Regions from separate parts of the Homo sapiens genome. Here regions 1 and 3 are each linked to region 2. A link is a contact called in ENCODE Hi-C or POLR2A ChIA-PET data. All regions are on one chromosome and are shown on one strand. Each heading gives the region's core, a stretch centred on a gene start or an enhancer-like site at or near the end of the contact. The rest is flanking DNA. Distances are from core to core; before and after follow the strand shown.

What was found. A loop is a pair of places that touch in the nucleus more often than their neighbours do. ChIA-PET counts read pairs that join two places held with the same protein, here RNA polymerase II (POLR2A). Pooled maps may share reads with other maps.
Region 1: a loop to region 2 is called in a map of PC-9, with 13 times the contacts of the local background. The contact joins two enhancer-like sites. A Hi-C loop is called at or near these places in 5 of 168 maps with a recorded cell type or tissue (HCT116, PC-9, cardiac septum and 2 more) and 3 of 50 pooled maps. POLR2A ChIA-PET finds 5 or more read pairs at or near these places in 2 of 52 experiments (PC-9 and T-cell).
Region 3: a map of PC-9 shows a loop between it and region 2 (9-fold over the local background). The contact joins two enhancer-like sites. A Hi-C loop is called at or near these places in 12 of 168 maps with a recorded cell type or tissue (Caco-2, Calu3, HCT116 and 7 more) and 4 of 50 pooled maps. POLR2A ChIA-PET finds 5 or more read pairs at or near these places in 6 of 52 experiments (Caco-2, HCT116, MCF 10A and 3 more).

What each region holds. Positions count from the first base shown.
Region 1 is chr4:11,697,555-11,700,254 of GRCh38, reverse strand. The region is part of intron 2 of LOC107986178 (a long non-coding RNA gene); the gene reads right to left. Among named protein-coding and RNA genes, the nearest start is that of LINC02360, 71 kb to the left of the region's middle. RefSeq lists an enhancer at 639-1,838. Within about 2 kb of position 1,279, at least 5 of the 41 ENCODE cell types and tissues checked have a DNase peak (open chromatin) inside an H3K27ac peak, as active enhancers do; they include HCT116, PC-9 and mammary epithelial cell, where a contact is called at or near this core.
Region 2 is chr4:11,496,818-11,499,517 of GRCh38, reverse strand. No RefSeq gene overlaps it. Among named protein-coding and RNA genes, the nearest start is that of HS3ST1, 69 kb to the right of the region's middle. Within about 2 kb of position 1,402, at least 4 of the 41 ENCODE cell types and tissues checked have a DNase peak (open chromatin) inside an H3K27ac peak, as active enhancers do; they include HCT116, PC-3, PC-9 and 1 more, where a contact is called at or near this core.
Region 3 is chr4:11,634,067-11,636,863 of GRCh38, reverse strand. All of the region lies in intron 2 of LOC107986178 (a long non-coding RNA gene), which reads right to left. Among named protein-coding and RNA genes, the nearest start is that of LINC02360, 130 kb to the left of the region's middle. Within about 2 kb of position 1,308, at least 4 of the 41 ENCODE cell types and tissues checked have a DNase peak (open chromatin) inside an H3K27ac peak, as active enhancers do; they include HCT116, PC-3, PC-9 and 1 more, where a contact is called at or near this core.

The sequences.
Region 1 (2,700 bases), core at 30-2,529, 200 kb before region 2:
GTACCAGTGAGGAAACTGAGGCATATGACTTCCCCAGAATTACATAAGTTAAACAGAGACAGAGCCAAGTCAAGAACACAGTCTTCTAAGATGGCCTCATTTTTGACTTTTCTTCTTACTAAAACTTGCTGACTTTGATTTCATATGGCTGATTTCTAAAATAAGGACTTAGTTAGGCTTCTAACTGAGACCATTCAATAGATGTCTTAGTAAAAGTCATCATGTGTGGGTTCTAAGGACTGGTTTCCTGGGAACAATATGCCCTTCGAAGATAGGAACCTAAACATAACTCATTCAAGCGGAGGATGAAACCTTCAGGGCTGTAAAGCAAGATTCTAGATCAGAACATCAGGTGGAGAGTAAAAGATACTTCCATGAAATCCTAATGATGGTCCTAGCTCTGAATTGTTACTTGGTTGATAATTTTCTTATCTCTCTGAGTCTCAGGGTTCTTATCTGCAAAATGGAAATATTATCTGCTCTAATTCAGAGTTCATGACAATCAATTGTGATACGGAAAATGAAGAGCACCCCAAAAGTCTGTAGCAGATATGTAAAAGCCTATTAACCTTGTCTTAATAACATTAGGTTCTGAAATCAACAAATACAATTAAAATTGTATAAGTTGAAATGACTCCCCAAAGTCTTTTGAGAAGGTACAAAATTAAACACTATTATTTTTTATCTGCCTAACACAATCAGCTTTCCCTCCTGTGTACATACAAATTGGTCTCTGTTTCCTTCAGCATAGAAGACGTTGTTAATTTTCTTCCAAGGAACATGTGAAACAGGAAAAAATATGAATATTTACTATAAGAATCAGACAACTGAAGCAACAGCACATTCCTCTCTCACTTGTCACAATCAAGGACATATTCAGAGGAACAGATAAACGAGGGGTAGAATCACCTGTGCTCTATTCATTGTCATATTCCATCTCTCTCCCTCTTCATTATCATTATTATCAACAGCATGATTATTATCCTGTCATTATATGCCAGCATGCATAGTTTAATCGTATAAATCAAATTTGTGTATGATGCAAGACCATGGTGTTTAGAAATCAGATTCAGAAGCCCTCAGTTGTAATTGAAGTGGCATACTGTGAGATGAGCCTCCAGTCATTATTCAAAATGCAGTGAGTCAGCGCTTCCCATTTTAGATCACACAGCCCAACCCCACCTAAGATATGAATCCTAAGGTTTATAAATTCTACTGTGGTTTAGCTTTCCTGAGATTTTTGACTCAGCTTCCTGCCCTGCCCTCATCAAGTTCTAGTGACATTCCAATGACTGTTAGGGAAGATAAAGTATAGGATCTGAAAAGAGCAGCGTCCAAGGTAGTAATCTACAGGGGTGGATGACTCCCATCTTGGTGGTTGTGCCAGCCAGTTCCATATTTAACACACAATGCATGGGACTTGCAGGTTGGGTGTGTGTGTGTGTGTGTGTGTGTTTCCCTTAAATACACTGAGTCGTATTCACAATCTGAATATAAAGAACTAGCAAACATCTGAACTGAGCTTCTTCGGACCAAGCTAAGACTCAAAGCAATTTTCCTTTTAGTTATTTCAGAATAGATACTGATCAGGTTAACTTTTGCAGACTCTTCCCTACCTTAGGGTGGTAGTATTTCAGTGGGTAGCAGTTAGAGCTCGGGACATACTAGTAAACCAAGGTAGACGCCAGGCTCTGCTCAAAAGCCACCACTGAGAAGAGTTTTCCCCAAAACCACTTTTCTCAACACTGGGCTCTTCCTTCCCCACTCTCTTCACAGGATTCCTGTTTGCTATTTCAGAGATACTATGGTTCTTATAGACAGTGGCAGCAGGCTCCCAAATCTTCTCCTTGCTTTTATTCTCAGCATACTCCAATTTATCTCCCACACTGTAGCCAGAGGTAGCTTTTAAATTGTAAATTTGACAAAGTAATTTACTGCCTAAAACCTGTCAGTGTCTACCAGTTACCTTCAAGACAGCATTCAAAATCCTTAAGAAGCCTTTCAAATCACTTGGCAAGCCAGCCCAAACAACCGTCACGCTTTATCTCTTACCACACCTTCAGAGAGTGCTGCCAGATTAAATTAGAAACAGAGAGGAGGCCAAAAAAAAAAAAAAAAAAGGCAAGAACATATAAAAAACAATTTTCTTTGCTTTCTCTAACTACATGGAACTCACATATAATCTATGTTAAAGCCATTGCCTCTTCACCACAGTTCTGTTAAAGAAGAAAACCCTAAACATCTGACTTTTCACTGGATCATAAACATTTAAAGATGGAAAAGACACAAAGCAGATTTTCTACACCTTTCGTGAAGACCTACACCTCCTTAGCTTTTAGGAATCCAACTTTTTAAAAAATCTGATTTAAAGGTGACTGAGCAACCTGCCCTTGTTTCTATTTTTCAGCGTCCCTCAGAAAATCTGTGTTAGGTTCAGTAAGCATGTAATGAATGCTGAGGCTTTTGTGCCAACCTATTACTGGTGCTGAAATGGATTCTGAGTGAAATTCTGACCTGCTTTATCCAGTATCAGTGAGTGACGGTGTTACATGGTGCAACAGTATCTATGTCTCTCTGCAAAAGGCAGTCTTCAGCTTAAACTCAATTTGGCTAGTGCATGTTCGATTAAAAAAAAAAAGTGGTCCCTGAGCCTCACTACCTTCCTAAAGAGAATCAAGTCACAGAGAGAGAGAGAGAGAG
Region 2 (2,700 bases), core at 153-2,652:
GAGAAATAGGAACACTTTTACACTGTTGGTGGGACTGTAAACTAGTTCAACCCTTGTGGAAGAAAGCGTGGGGATTCCTCAGGGATCTAGAACTAGAAATACCATTTGACCCAGCCATCCCATTACTGGGTATATACCCAAAGGATTATAAATCATGCTGCTATAAAGACACATGCACGTGTATGTTTATTGCGGCACTATTCACAATAGCAAAGACTTGGAACCAACCCAAATGTCCAACAATGATAGACTAGATTAAGAAAATGTGGCACATATACACCATGGAATACTATGCAGCCATAAAAATGATGAGTTCATGTCCTTTGTAGGGACATGGATGAAGCTGGAAACCATCATTTTCAGCAAATTATCACAAGGACAAAAAACCAAACACTGCATGTTCTCACTTATAGGTGGGAATTGAACAATGAGAACACTTGGACACAAGAAGGGAAACATCACACACCGGGGCCTGTTGTGGGGTGGGGGAAGGGGGGAGGGGTAGCATTAGGAGATATACCTAATGTAAATGATGAGTTAATGGGTGCAGCACACCAACATGGCACATGTATACATATGTAACAAACCTGCAGGTTGTGCATATGTACCCTAGAACTTAAAGTATAATAAAAAAAGATATATATATAGATAGATATAGATATATCTATCTATATATATCTATATCTATCTATCTATCTATCTATCTATCTATAATCCAAATCACTCTTCTGCCTAAAACCTTCTCCTGGGACCCCACCCCAAGAGGATACACATCTGTCTGTTTAGCCTAACTCACAGAACCCTACGTGAGCCAAAACACATATCTCTTTACACTGATTTCTTACTAACCTTTCCTATTTTTCTGCATATCCTGTTGTTTGTCTAGGCCTAATTTCTCATCTGCCTTTGAAAACGACAGACTTCTCCGTGTTCCTGTATATACATCTCAGGCCCCACTTTAGAAATGTGGATTTGCGGAGGAAGCCATTAGCTGTCACTCTTCTTGAGAATAGTCTCAGCTGCAGAAAACTGCCTTACCCAAGGTGACACCTCCTTCCACTGACAGCCTGCATTCTCTGCTGGTCAACAATTCTAATGGGCCTTTTCAGCTCCAGAGCTCCCTTTAATGTTGGCTAAAGACTTTTATTGGGCTGCATTGCTGCTCACTTTCTCCCTCTGCATATTCCTACTTCTCTACCTCCCTCCACAGGTGTGGATCCCAAGGGAACTCCTGGATAAAACTTCTGCTCTCTTAATCTCCATCTCAAAGTCAGCTTCCTCGGGAACAAATATGTGACACTGGATATTTGCAGATGTGCCCTCTGCTTGAATAGCACTTCTGTTCTGTCTTTCCCTGCCCAAATTCTTTGCATTCATCACATCCCAAGTCATATGTCACGTAGGTACTGCTGACAAAGTGAGTCACATTCTATTCTCTCCCACTACGGCACATTTCACTTTTCCCTGATTCCAACACATATTACACTACATTATAATTATTACTCAGATATTTTCATTTTCTTCTCTAGTAATTTTATACTCTTGAAGAATGCGGTATTAGTTATCCATTGCTGTGTAAAGAATTGCCACAATCTTATTGGCTTAATACAAATAACACTATTTAATATTCTTTCACAGCTCTGTATGTCAGATATTTAGGTGAGCTTAACTAGCCTTTTTGCTTAGGGTCTCCAAAGACTGAAATCAAGATGTCAGCCAGCCTAGCTCTTCACTAGAGGCTTTGGGGAGAATCCACTTCCAACTCATGTAAGTTGTTGGCATAATCTAGTTCCTTTTGGTTGTAGGACTGATTTCCCTGTTTCCCCACGGCTGTCAGTAGAGGTCAGCCTTGGCTCCTAGAAGCTGTCCACTCTACTTCTCACATGGCTTCCTCCAGCTTCAAAGCAAACAATAGTGCATCTGCTGCTTCTTGTGCTTTGAAACTCTCTGGCTCCCATTTTTGTCTTCTTTTTCTTCACCAGTCAGAGAAAATTCTTTGCTTTTTAGGTCTCATGTGATTGGATCAGGTCCAGATCAGGCCCACTAAGATATTATCTATTTTATAATGTCAACTGTGTCATACAACACCATCATGGGTGTGGTATTTCACATTCACAGTCATCACTTCTAGGAAGTAGAGCATGGATTCCTGGTGGAAGTTCCTATGACCACCTACTGCAGATGTAAAGAGCATCTTATTCATAGAATATGTTCCTCAGTGCTCAGCAGAGATTCTTATATAAAAAATATTGATGCTTCTGTCAACTCCTAGGTTTAACTGACTTCAGTTTCCATGAGTATGACACTATTAACTCTCTGGTCTTAGTTGCATGCACAGCCAAAAAGCAAAACAAAACAAAGCAAATAAGCCATAACAAAAAGCACCTCAAATTGCATATAAGGAAATAAAAAAACAGTAAGGAAGTAGAAACTAGACTGAAGGGCTCTTGTGATGAGCATTGACTCACAGGAGAAAAGATAAAAAATAAAAGAGAATTGTCATGAAAAGAAAGAAAACCCTGTTGAAAAATCTAACTGCAGTTTTTCAGTTTTGCATATTTCATAGTTGAGTCTATCAGTCTCCAAGATCAAAAAGTGACCAAAGTTGTTTTACTATTAAAATGCCTTGATAAGATTAATTTTAAATAGCAGTCTGATTTGGAGCAGCAGAAATGCAATGCTCACTAGTTTGCCCCTAGA
Region 3 (2,797 bases), core at 59-2,558, 140 kb before region 2:
ACTCCCTGCATCCCCTGTACTTAAAGTGGCAGCGGGCTCACAACTCTCCTCCGTTACTCAGAAAAGAATGTGATCAACTTTGACACCATGGGATGAGCCTGGCTACATTCCTGCATTTGCATATTCATGGACTCACTCATTCCACTGAAATTATGGTGCCAAACTCTATACCAGGTACAATGTCAAGAGCAGGAGGTAGAAAGGTTCAGAAAGGTGACCAGGAGCCAGTTCCACCAGTTAGTGGTGGAAGACCGGCACAGAAGCAGACAGTTATAATACTGAGTTCTTGACTATTTCTTCGTTATTTACAGTTCACTGTTTCCTCACTTTCCACTGCCCTGCATACCCTCACACCCATCTTCCCCAGCTTAGATTCCATGAATACACTCTACTCCTCTGCCTTCTCTTCCTTTTCTCGCTTCGTAGCTGCAAAATGCAGCTGACACGTTTAACTATTTCCAGGGAATTGCCAAAGAACACGTGACAAGCAGCAGATATCATGCTAAGCAAGCAAGCTGTATGTATGGCCTCATTTAACCCTCACCAACAATCTTACAAAATGAGCCCTATTATAACTTTCATTTTACAGAGGAGAAACTAAGGTAGGAAGAGGTTAAATTACTCATCCAAGGTCGCACAGTTAATACATGACAGGCCCAGAATTCCAAATTAGTATACTGAACTACTTTTAACCTCACACAGTGTCTGAAAGGGCAGTGATCTGGTGGAGGGATTACAGTATTGGAGAAAGTGGGAATACAAAAGAGAGTGCTTGAAACTAGGCATTAAGATATCAGGATTTTAATCCCAGTTCTGCTAATGAGCCATCAAGGGACCTTACAATGTCACTTCCCTTCCTGGGACCTCGGTCCTTCATCTGAAAAATAATTGGGTTGTAACTGTGATATCTAAGTTTACCATCCAGAATCCTATGAGATGGTTTGTGCCTGCACCGCAGAAGGCATCTGCTCCCTTACAAACCCTTCATGAAGAGCATAAACCCTAGTGGAGGGTCAGTATGATGGGATGAAAAGAAAGCGCCCTATTCCAACTCTGTAAAATAATAATAACTTTATGTATTACAGTAACAAGGACAATGCTGTTATTATTAACAATCCCAACCATAACTCTCACTTGCTGAGCATTTAGAATGTATCCAGCATTACGGAAAATGTTTCCCTAGGCATTATGTAATTCAATCTTCACAACAGGTTGGTTAAGCAAGTATTAGCATTAGCTCATTTTACAGATGGCAAAGCAATGACTCACAAAGCTTAGGTAACTGGTTCTGTTTCTTGTTGGTTGCAAAGCTAGGGTAGAAACTCATTTTTCTCTAAGTTCAGAGCTTGCTGTCCCTACCACACTCAGTGCTCCCAGGAGGCCAGGGTGAAATACTTCTCATGACAAAGCGGCCACCTGTGAGCTCACTGTGTGTGCAGGGTTCATGTGTCCCTGTTTCCTGAATTTCATTCTTCCTATGGTTTCTTCAGCTAGCAAGTTTCCCAGCCATGTCTCATGCATAGCCCCCCCATGCAAGGCAGGCAAAGCTGGAATAACTTTAAGCCTAGGCCGATGCTGTCTTGTCCTCTCTGCTCCAGTAAAAGGCTTCAGCTTGGAGTGTTTGCACAACAACCAGTGAATCCTGTTCCTCCCCCAAATTCATATTTTAAAGCCTTAACTTCAGTTAAGATTTTTAGAGGAAATTGAGGTTAAAAAACTATTAGGATGGGCACTGATAATGGCTGATGTCCCTTAAAGAAGAGGAGATTGGAACAAAGAGGGGTGACCATGTGAAGTCACAGGGAGAAGCCAACCCTGCTGACACCTTAATCTTGGACATCTAGCCTGTAGAATTGTGAGACAATAAATTCCTGCTATTGAAGCCACCCCACCTGTGGCACTGTGTTATGACAGCCCTAGCATATGTGTTACCCATATTCATATAAAATTGCACCAATGAAAGAGTCATGTGTTTCAGGTATAAAATGTTAGGAACATGTTACAGTTAGCTCAACTAAAACACATGAAACCCTCTCTGGCAAGTGCTGGGGCAGCTTCAAAGGAATACATAAAATTTCAGTAAAGCCTCCTGGCCTGGGGCTGAACAAAAGTGTCTGAAGGACACAGGGTCAAGATGAGACACAAAGGATCACATTTTGTGCAAGTCTCATCTCCTTTCTTTGTGCCAGTTGCAATCCTAAGCACTAGGCACATGTTTTTATCAATCCTTGATTTTAAAGACACAGAAACTGAGGCAGAGCAAGAGAAAATGACTTACGTAGTTAGTGTAGGAAGTGACGTATGTCTGATAATACCTTTGATCCATTCAGAAACCTGGTTGTTGTCATTAGTCCAGGCTTCCCTGAAACTAAGGGGTGGAGCTGTGTACCAGTGATTGCAGTGCAGTTGAGGGTGAGGCAGGAGGATACAGAGTGTGTTTGTGGGACAGGTGGGGCCAGGCTTGGTTCAGCTTTGTAGGACCTTGGAAGGACTTGAGATAAATATGGCTTGGGTGCTGGTCCTTAAAGTGAAAGTTCACTTTGATTGATATAGAAAGGAGTAGGGCATTTCTGTAAGCCAAAACATGGCAGATGCAATAATTTTCCAGGGAATGTTCAGGATCCGGTGGGGATGGCTTAGACAGTGGGGTAGGGGTGATCTGGCTAAAAATTGGTAGATTCTGGATTCATAAAACCTGTGACCCATCTAGCTGTTGATAAGCTTCAAATTTCAAGAAGTGGACTTACATCCTGAGGCTGTGAGTCTTTCTCTAGCCAGTGATACACTGCAAAAAGTT